Regions from separate parts of the Homo sapiens genome. Here region 1 is linked to region 2. Evidence: read pairs that join two places in POLR2A ChIA-PET (ENCODE). Cell type or tissue: endothelial cell of umbilical vein. All regions are shown on one strand. Each heading gives the region's core, and the rest is flanking DNA. Links, peaks and the distances in the headings are about the cores only. Region 1 overlaps LINC02497 (long intergenic non-protein coding RNA 2497). Region 2 has its middle 320 kb from the start of PCDH7.

Evidence for each region. ChIA-PET counts read pairs that join two places held together with the same protein. Peaks named below come from ENCODE experiments on the same cell type or tissue, not always from the same donor. Only the 100,000 strongest peaks of a DNase experiment are listed, where the experiment ranks them.
Region 1: POLR2A ChIA-PET joins it to region 2 with 5 read pairs; 1 of 35 experiments calls an interaction of 5 or more read pairs at or near these places.

Annotation. Positions count from the first base shown.
Region 1 is chr4:31,180,408-31,185,790 of GRCh38, reverse strand. The region is part of intron 2 of LINC02497 (long intergenic non-protein coding RNA 2497); the gene reads right to left. Among named protein-coding and RNA genes, the nearest start is that of LINC02497, 12 kb to the right of the region's middle. In endothelial cell of umbilical vein, for the core only: no CTCF peak of the experiment used is centred there; a DNase peak (open chromatin) is centred at 2,320.
Region 2 is chr4:30,395,177-30,400,559 of GRCh38, reverse strand. No RefSeq gene overlaps it. Among named protein-coding and RNA genes, the nearest start is that of PCDH7, 320 kb to the left of the region's middle. In endothelial cell of umbilical vein, for the core only: no CTCF peak of the experiment used is centred there; DNase peaks (open chromatin) are centred at 2,349 and 3,449; H3K27ac peaks cover 1,604 bases.

The DNA.
Region 1 (5,383 bases), core at 108-5,107, 790 kb before region 2:
CACTCTAAGCAAACTATAATTAAATCATATTTTTGTTTTTTAATCTGGGTACTACAGTTGTGCTTATGTTGAACCTCCTTTATCTCCTGTCACTATGTTTTTTCTTCTCGCTCCCTTTGTTACAGCACTTTTTATTTCTTTTCAACCTGTATTACAATTTTTCTTCATGCTCCTCAATCCTTCACTTTATTTTTGTAATGAGTTTGTTTCTTACCTTTCATCGCAACGTTACCACTTTTGTTTCATCTCATCCTATTGAGAGGTGACAGCGTGCTGGCAGCCCTCGCAGCCCTTGCTCACTCTCGGTGCCTCCTTGGCCTTGGCGTCCACTCTGGCCACGCTTGAGGAGCCCTTCAGCCTGCTGCTGCCCTGTGGGAGCCCCTCTCTGGGCTGGCCGAGACTGGAGCCGGCTCCCTCTGCTTGCAGGGAGGTGTGGAGGGAGAGGCGCAGGTGGGAACCCAGGCTGCGCATGGCGCTCACGGGCCAGCATGAATTCCAGGTGGGTGTGGGCTCAGCGGGCCACACACTCAGAGTGGCCAGCCAGCTGGTGCCGCCGGCCCCAGGCAGTGAGGGGCTTAGCACCTGGGCCAGCAGCGGCAGAGGGTGCCCCGGTCCCCCAGCAGTGCCAGCCCGCTGGCGCTGCACTTGAATTCTCGCTGGGCCACAGCTGCCCCACCATGGGGCAGGGCTCGGGACCTGCAGCCCACCATGCCCCAGCCTCCGCCCCGCCGTGGGCTCCTGAACAGCCGGAGGCTCCCCAACGAGTGCCGCCCCCTGCTTCATGGTGCCCAGGCCTGTCGACCACCCAAGGGCTGAGGAGTGCAGGCTCACGGCGCGGGACTGGTGGGCAGCTCCACCTGCAGCCCCGGAGCGGGATCCACTAGGTGAAGCCAGCTGAGCTCCTGAGTCTAGTGGGGACTTGGAGAACCTTTATGTCTAGCTAAGGGATTGTAAATACACCAGTCAGCACTCTGTGTCTATCTCAAGGTTTGTAAACAAATCAATCAGCACCCTGTGTCTAGCTCAAGGTTTGTAAATGCACCAATCAGTGCTCTGTGTCTAGCTAATCTAGTGGGGACTTGGAGAACCTTTATGTCTAGCTAAGGGATCGTAAATACACCAATCAGCACTCTGTGTCTAGCTCAAGGTTTGTAAATGCACCAATCAGTGCTCTGTGTCTAGCTAATCTAGTGGGGACTTGGAGAACTTTTGTGTCTAGCTCAGAGATTGTAAACACACCAATCAGCATCCTGTCAAAACGGACCAATCAGCTCTCTGTAGAATGAACCAATCGGCAGGATGTGGGTGGGGCCAGATAAGGGAATAAAAGCAGGCTGCCAGAGCCAACAGTGGCAACCTGCTGAAGTTCTCTTCCACCATGTGGCACCTTTGTTTTTTCAGGCTTTGCAATAAATCTTGCTGCTGCTCACTCATTGGGTCTGCACTGCCTTTATGAGCTGTAACACTCAGTGCGAAGATCTGCAACTTCACTCCGGAGGCCAGTGAGACCACGAACCCACCAGAAGGAAAAAACTACGAACATATCCAAACATCAGAAGGAACAAACTCCTGACGCACCACCTTCAAGAATTGTAACACTCACATGAGGGTCTGCGGCTTCATTATTGAAGTCAGTGAGACCAAGAACCCACCAATTCTGGACACACTGTTATCTAGCATCACATTCTTGAGATTTTGCATCTTTGCTGCTTGGTTTTTCTTCAAAGAGCTAATTATTATTTTTTTAATTCTTCGTGAAATATTAGTTTGTAATTTTCATTTACTCTCTTAAAACAAATTTTGAGTGAGATGGTGTTGCCTTTTTGATAATTCTACATCCTTTTTTCACTTACTATACCTTTGTGTTGATGCTGTGCTTGCTACTGAGACAGCCAGGTGGGAGGTGGTCCCTGGAGAAACTCCAACCAGCCTGCCCACTGAGGTGGAGCCTTAGGAAGTTCACGTCGCTTGCAGTAGGGAGGAGCCTGGCACCTCTTTTTCTTATGTGTGGAAACTGGGATTCAAGCTGCTGGCAGGAAGTGCTCTAGCGGAGAGACCCTGGTCTCGCAAGAGTCCCTGTTTCCCCCTTTTCTTCCTTTTCACCCAATAAAACCATGTCTCACTCACCATTTAAATTGTCTGCGAGCCTGAATTTTCGTGGCTGTGGAACAAAGAACCCAGTCTTTAGCTGAATAAGTAAAAGTCCTGCAACACTTACTTTTCTTAGTACTCTTCATTAAATGAGTTGTCTTTTCCTTGACTAGCCCTTTTCAGAAGAATCCCATACAGTATATGGAAAAGCTGAACAGCAGGGTCACCTTCCAGACTTCCTGAAACAAAGCTGCTTTTGGTTTGCCAAAGAAACATCTTGCAAATGTTACTTAGTTGTACTGCACAGAGCTCTGCCTCCTCCTTTCCTATTACTTTGTGCCCAGGAAGCCTTTTCCTTCTGATCCTCTTTACCTCAGTTTCCTCCGCTATTATTGTCTACACGACATTTAGTGTTTTCACTTCATGATCATGCCCTCAAATTCAGGAAGTGTGTTTTGCTGGCATATTCTGAGATCTTCATGCTTTCCCCACTCTTCATGTTTTTAATTCACTTTTATTAAATCTTGCTCCACATTTTTGCCCTACTTAGCAGTAGGCTTTATTTTGAAGTCTGTGAATTATATATCTTTTTCTAGTTTTGTTTAATTTTTTTTTTTTTTTTTTTTAAAGATGGAGTTTCATTCTTGTTTCCCAGGCTGGAGTGCAATGGCGCAATCTCGGCTCACCGCAGCATCCCCCTCCCCGGGGCAAGCGATTCTGCTGCCTCAGCCTCCCAAGTAGCTGGGAATGCATGTCCAGCTAATTTTGTGTTTTTAGTAGAGACAGGGTTTATCCATGTTGGTCAGGTTGGTCTGGAACTCCAGATCTCAGGTGATCCGCCTACCTCAGCCACCTCAGCCTCCCAAAGTGCTAGGATTACAGGTGTGAGCCACCGCGCCCAACCAAATGATTTTTTTTTTTTTTAATTCCTAGAAGGAAAGGGGATAGATAACCATTTACACAGCTTTGCTCTTTTAGGAAGTCCCTGTATTGTTATTTTCATTTGAAAAACAAATAGTTGACTATAGGAGATTGGGAAAAGTGAGAAACGAGTTTTGTCTATTGAGTCTGATTTTCTCAACATGGTATTAAGCAATGATCCAGGTATCAAATTATACTCTTTTTTCAACTTGCCTTATGATCAGGTATAGAGAGACATTGTTCTCAAGGATTTAAAATTTTATTTGAAAGGAAGACTATTAAAAAATAGCCATGATATTTTTTAAACAATATTTCTTTACCATTAAAAAAAAGACAAATGCTACAAAAGCCAAATTTTAGCAAGTTTAAGTGTTTACAATGTAGTTTGACAACTCATACAATTTGAGGTTAAATTTCAACAAGACCATCCCTTCTTTTTTCCTGTTTCACTAATTGCACCTGCAATCAGCCAATAGCTTGCTCAAGAGGTTAATTACTTGCACCTGCATTTTTGCACCTGTAATTTTGGTGACCTTTTGAAAGTAATATGCATGCTTCTATTCACATATCTAAATTGCTAAGCTAACCAAATCATAGATCTCATCTAAAATGTTCAATTTTTTTGTTAGTGTTTTCGAGGTGAATTTGGAAATAAGCAAAAGAGTTGACAATGTTTTAATTTTAAAAAGTCGAGTTCATTGTATGGTAAAGTGAACAACTGATGACATTTTTCAAAGGAACAATCCATACAAATAAACAAAAATGAAACTTAAAGATCATTTTAAAGTGTTAGACATAATACACATATTATATGAAAATGAATGCTATTTCAAAAAACAATAGGATATCTCTCTAATCTTATAAATGATGTCTGCTTTTGTCTTGACGTGTCTCATGGAAGATTCAAAGGTTATATTTAAAAGCTGTTCTTTATACAGCCTGAAACGTCACCTCTGTAGAAGAGAAGAATAATTGGGGCTCCTGGACCCTTAAGATTTTTATCTTTTGTTAAGTGATGTCTAAGTTCAGGTCCCGGTAATTTGAAATGAAGTCAAACAGACAAACCACTTAACCTGAGATGAAAATTAATGGTTGGAAATAAATTAACTCCCTAAATATTTAATTACTTATAGACATAAAAGTCAGTGGCAAGGACCAAAGGTAATCTTTTGACACATTACTGCTCAGCAGGATATTTCTGACTGAAATATTTGATTTTTTTTTTTTTTGAGACGAAGTGTCTCTCTGTCGCCTAGTCTGGAGTGCAGTGGCGCGATCTCGGCTCACTGCAACCTCCGCCTCCCGGGTTCAAGCAACTGTCTGCCTCAGCCTCCTGAGTAGCTGGGATTACAGAAGCCCGCCACCACACCCAGCTAATTTTTTCATATTTTTAGTAGAGACGGGGTTTCACCATGTTGGCCAGGCTGGACTCAAACTCCCGACCTTGTGATCCACCTGCCTCGGCCTCCCAAAGGGCTAGGACTACAGGCATGAGCCACCACACCTGGCCGAAATCTTTGATTTTTAGGAGATATTAATAGGAAAGTAAATTTTAAAAAATTGTAAGTTAAATGACAACCCTAGTTTGTTCTGATAATATTTGAATCTATGGTCTGTGTTCTGTCTCAAATATGTTTTTTAAGTGTTCTTTCATGCATACTGAAATCCCACCAGCACAGAACTAAGAAAAATATTAGCTTGTTGAGACCTTGAAAACTTTAGAAGCAATAAAGCCACCAAAACTGACCAAATGTGTTGCCAACTGGGAGTCCACACAGATTTGCTTGTACATTTCCTGTGTCTATTATTCTCATTCATAATGTTGAGTGTGCAAAGGGGAGAGGGAAGATTATTACAAGTGGTTCTATCCTGTTTCTGGATTTGCCAGGTCTATGACCCCTGACCAAGAATTGTGTTGCTGAATTACACTTAGGTAATATGCTGTTGCCCAAATTAAAGGACCTCATAAGAAATTGCTGATGAAAGATGGGGCAATTATTTAGTGAAACCGTGTTTCACTGGGTTAGACCTTATTCTTTTTATCAGCACCCACAAGGAATGTGCTTCTGGACTTTTGCAGAGTAGTTATGTTTCCTTTGAGCCGGTAGTTCATTTTTGTATTAGAGATATTATGAACATCTAGACTTGATCTATTTTCTTCTTCCTGTCAGTTGACAAGAAGCTTAAAGCAACATCATGATCAACCATCAAGAAGAGATTAGCATACTGACATGCATTTTATGTATTCTTCATTTTATTCCCCTGCTTACATTTTCTCTTTGCTCTTCATTTTCCTTATTTATTTGTGGGATGTGGAATGATATAACAATTACCTCAAAAAATCAGATATGTACTGAAAGCTGATCAAAGA
Region 2 (5,383 bases), core at 334-5,333:
TATTCATAGGGGACATATGATAATTAGTTACATGCATATAATCTGTAATGATCAAGGGTATTTGAGGTGTTCATCACTTTGAGTATTTATCATTTCTATGTGTTGGGAACAATTCAAGTTCTCTCTTCTGGCTACTTTGAAATATACATTTGTGTTAACTGTAATCGCTCCACTCTTCAGTAGAAGGTAGAAAGTACTCCCTTTTTTTGTCTCTTGGTCTCACTTAAATCGTCTACCACAAATGAGCCAGCGTAGCATACTGAACGTAGAGGTTTCGTCAAGCCAACACTAATACCAATAGTTTCACAAAACATGTAGACTGAACTTCAAAGTCCTGCCTTTACCCTGGAAGACTGTGTAATAAGAGAGATAAACAGAAGCAAAATTTGTAGAAAAAGAGAGCTATTGAAAGACATCTGTTTTAAATATAAATGAATTGAAGACCTATTACTTACGGTTGCTGTGGGGCTGGTGGGGAGAGTGGGTAGGATGATGTTAAAGGAAAAATATTCATACACTTGTTAAAATGGTAAAGAAGGCTTTATTCAAAATGATTACAATAGGGGTCAACTCTACTGCAATAAGCAGGAGATTGGGTTCAACTCTGAAAAAAGTAAGGACAAATAGGGACATATGTAGCTAAAGACTGAGAGGATGATCAGTGGATAAAAAATTACAGAGAAGAGACTTTAAGAGTAGGGTAATTTTTGCTAAACTTGTCTAACAAGATTCTTGCTGAAGCCAGGCCAAAGACCTAGACATCAAAGTTAGGGGATGAAGAACTTGATAAGATATCAAGAGTGGTGTCAGGGTATGAATAATTGAGATTCTTTGTGAAGACTGAGCTGGGCAGGCCAAAGACAGGATGAGGGTCAAGGTTGAGGGCTAGTGAAACAGAGGGCTCAGAGAGCTAATATTTGATCAAGGAGAGAGTCTATGTCCTTATACAGGTTAATTAGACAATCTGATAACAGTCCTATTTGTGACTAGTTACTCTGAGTACAGCTCAGGATAATACAAGCTGAGCATTGACACGCCATGTGAAAGGTATGTAGGTAGATGTGTGTCAGGCAAAGCTCAGAGCCTCATATATCCCTATGGGGTAAGAAGGAGTAAATGAAAAGTTGCTGTGAGCTGGTAGATCCAGAAGGTATCATTTGAGACAAGGATTCAGAGTGTGTGGCTGACTTTGAAGCTGATGGCCACTCGTCAATCCATGGACACAAACCACAGTTGTCATACTGCCTAATAAATCAGAGCAGATAAAACAAAAATGCACTATGGGTAGAGGTCAGTGGATAAGACTCAGTCGTGGTACAACTGTACAACTCTTTAATGCCAGAATAAGACATATGTACCACTCCTGGCCACAGACTTAGAAAACCCCAAGGAAGCCAGGAGAAATGAAAAATGAATAAACTTGAGTTGAATCAATTTGATATCTGAATTGATCACTCTTAAAATTGGGATTGTTTTCATGTCCTTGGCAAGATAAAGTTTTAGAGATTTTTCTCTACAGGAAGAAATGAAGGCTTATATGTTCGGTTCATTTGAATAAAGTTCTAGAAAAAATAGTTTGATTTGCAACACCTGAGTACTGTACTGTAATTGTAAAATAACATAAATGCATTTGTGAATGCAATAAAAAATGTTGTTTGAAATAAGAATTCAAGATTTTATTTTAGCAATATTAAAGCCAAGCATTTTAAAATGTGCAATATAAAATGTGGGAAGTTTTACCCAGATTTTTCCTTAAAGCAATGTAAACTTACCCATGACTAAAATTTGCCCGAAAGTAATATTTAGGGCTCAAATTTGTTTTTATTTAAAGCAGATGTCTTTCAGTAACTGTCTTTTCCCTCAGCATTTAGCACCATATATGAAAGAAGTCTCTGGCTAGTTTTTAAAACTACTGGCAAATTTTATCAATATAAGTAAGCTAATCTGTAGCAAGAATCCATTATTTATTATTTTCAGTGTTTTCTTAGTGCTTATCAAAGATCATTATGTCAGTGGCACTTTGTGAAAACATAAAATGTATGCATAAAGAATTTATTTTCTTTTAAAATGTATTGTTTCTCCTGGCAATATCACCGCTTACTTCCTGAACAGGAATGAAGCTATACCAATCCAAATATAGTATAAATGCTCTTATAAAATTAATAATATCTGAGAATCTGTTTTTGTTAATGGTTTGCCTGTAAATATGAATGTTGCTAGGACTTAACTTTGGTTACTAAGGAAACCTCTTTTATTTAAGTAATTTGTGAGCACTGTAGTTAACAGCTAGATTTCTCTTGGGAGTGGTGAAAAGCCTGTGTCCTTTGGGAGAATAAAATATCTTCTTTATGCTTGAAAACTTAATTTATTCAGGCTGTGTCTTCAGGGACACTACACAATTATAATCTTAACCATCATTCTACCTTGGGAGAACAAGCCTGTAAAACTAAGAGCAGCTTTGATGGATGGTTGCTTAGGATGAAATGCTATGTCTTTCCTCCTTACTTTTCCTTCTTAGAGCCCTCTCTTTCAAGTGAGTAAGGAAAATACTGAGACAACAATCGTAGTTTCTATGTAGAAGGAAGCTTTCAAAATCACTTTTGAACTTAAAAAGAAAAAGCAAGAAAAACTACCCAATAATATGAGAAACTAGTATATCTCAATCCTGTTATGACTTAATAATTTTAAATTTTAAAGACAAGAGTCAATGATCTTCTTGGGGATTTACAGGAGCCTAATGAATAACAGAGCTCTATTTTCCTGTTCCAGTTTTAAATCATGAAGACAGAACAAAGGCAGACAAAACTCAAAATACCACCTTTCTTTTGATAACTTTACTTGTAGTGTGAAGCTATGAATGGAATTCTGCTGTTACTCTGAGTCTGAGAATCTGTATTTAAAGGACCACGCTTTACCCAAAGCTCCTTTTAACCAGAAAAAAACATTTTCCTTGTCCGTGACAGAATGTATTGGTTAAAGTGCTCCAGACTCACTTGCAGGTGTGATTGAAATTAGTTAGCAACTATTCTTTTTAGATGTCGAACGGATGTGGAAAAGTCCTTTTAGTCCCAATTTATTCACTTCTGTTAAAATGCCAGCATTTGATGCACTGGTATGCCATATTAATTCCATGAAAGTTCTTATGACTATTCTTTATTGGACAACATGATATAATTGAGCAACATTTTATGTTTGTGTCTGGACAGAATCACCACACTTCTTCATGTGATTTTCCTAAGATTTCTGGTCAAATTTTCTTTGGCTAGGGTATTAAATGTGACTCACGTCTGAACAATGAAGGTACCTCTTCACTGGGATCCTTGATGAATCTGCAGATTGACCTGTGATCTAAGCCAGGAATTGGAGACAAAGACAAAGGAGGAGGAGAAAGAAAAAGGGATGGGGAGGCAGCAGTGAGGAGGGGCATAAGCCTGTAAAGAATATTGATTTGAAATTGTCATAATTGTTGCCAGGTAAGAAGCATTTGTCAGAAATAATAAAGAATGAGGCCAACATATGGAGATAAACAGGGAAAGGAGGAAGTGCTAGTAAACAAGTATGATGAGAGAGGAAGAGATTGCATAACCAGTTGCTTATTGTTTGAATTTCTGGATCCAGCAATACCAGAAGTCACTTCTACTTCCTGATTACATAAAACCAGTCAACCTCCTACTTACCAACTATTTGGGCACGGGATTACTTTTGTTTAAATTGACACTTTGATCATTTGCAAGTGAATTATGAAAGATTTCTTACTGTTTAGTGGAAGGAAAGAGCAATAAATTAATAATAAAAACATCTGGGTACTAGTCATGGCTCTGATATTTATTATTTATATGATTATTAGCAAGCCACGTATTCATTCTGAATATGAGTTTCCTTATCCCATGTGAGAAAGACACCTTACCTTTACACTTCACAGCATTTGTTTAGAGTCAAATAAAATAAAATTGGTTAAAATGTGAGGACTAGCTCTGTCAGACTCAAAGCCTGTGTTTTTTTTCCCTACTTTTCTGCAGTGTTCATGTGCCTATCTGAGTACAAGGCCAGTACTAATGAGGCTATCTAGTGTCATATCCATAATCCTTGTATATAAAAACCTTTTTGGCTTGGAAACTGTCTTTCTGCCCTCCAATATTCAAAAGTACTATTTCATGTCAACAATATTTGCCCAAAGAAAATTAGTAACCTGAATCATTAACACCATAAGCTATTTGCCTGCTTCCACTGGAGAAAGTTTAAAAAAAAAAGGATGAAAGAAAGAAAAGAAAGAAAGAGAGAAAAGCAACTTGGATTCTCTGTAATTACCTGTTTGCTTTGACAATGAATTTATGTATTAAAGCCGTTTATAATCATGATGCCTCAAGCTTATTTAGTTGTCGAGTGTGCTATCTCTCAGAGCAGAGAAGGTCAGAGAGCTCCCAGGGCATAAACAAAATAATGGAACTAATGAATTACATGACAGTTAAACTGCACATATTTCACATTAAATGGATAGCTTCTTTGGTTAGTTCAGTCACACAGCTGGTCAATTCACTGCATTAATCAGCTATATTTGATGTCTAAGCTGAGCAGTATGATAAGGCAAATGGCCAAACTGATTGTTTAATGCAAACACTGTTAAAAGGACTATTCTTTCTCAAATTCTGGAGACTTACAAATACATTTTAACTTACTAGAACTTTTCTGATAATTGAAAAATTTGTGTATAACCCAGCCCATGGAAAATACTGCACATAACCCATTGGTGATGCACTTTATGATGCACTGGACCATGCACTTGAGAGAACCAATTTATAATATTGAATGGATTTTGCTAATTCAACTAATTTGTAAATTTTATTTTTAAAATTTTATTTTATTTTATTTTATTTTTGGAAACAGAGTCTCACTCTATCTCCCAGGCTGGAGTACAGTGGCATGATCTCAGCTCACTGCAACTTCTGCCTCCTGGGTTCAAGGGATTCTCTTGCTTCAGCCTCTGGAGTAGCTGGGATTACAGGCACATGCCACCACACTCAGCTAATTTTTGTATTTTTAGTAGAGACGAGGTTTTGCCATGTTGGCCAGGCTGGTTTCAAACCCCTGACCTCAGGTGACCCGCCCACACCTTGGCCTCCCAAAGTGCGGGGATTACAGGCATGAGCCATTGTGCCTGGCATAATTTGTAAATTTTATACTAAAATCTGCACTCCAAAGCTTTTTTCAGAGGCCTTTATCTTTTTTACGTAGGCAATGAACTGGAGAAAAGTACTTTAGATAGACTCATGATAAATTCCAAAATGTTGCTGCCACTGCTATCTCCTCCTAATACCTAAAACAATTTCAGCCCTAAAGATATTAAGAAAGTGAAGCCACAGGTCTTAATAAAAGTAAATGTCCT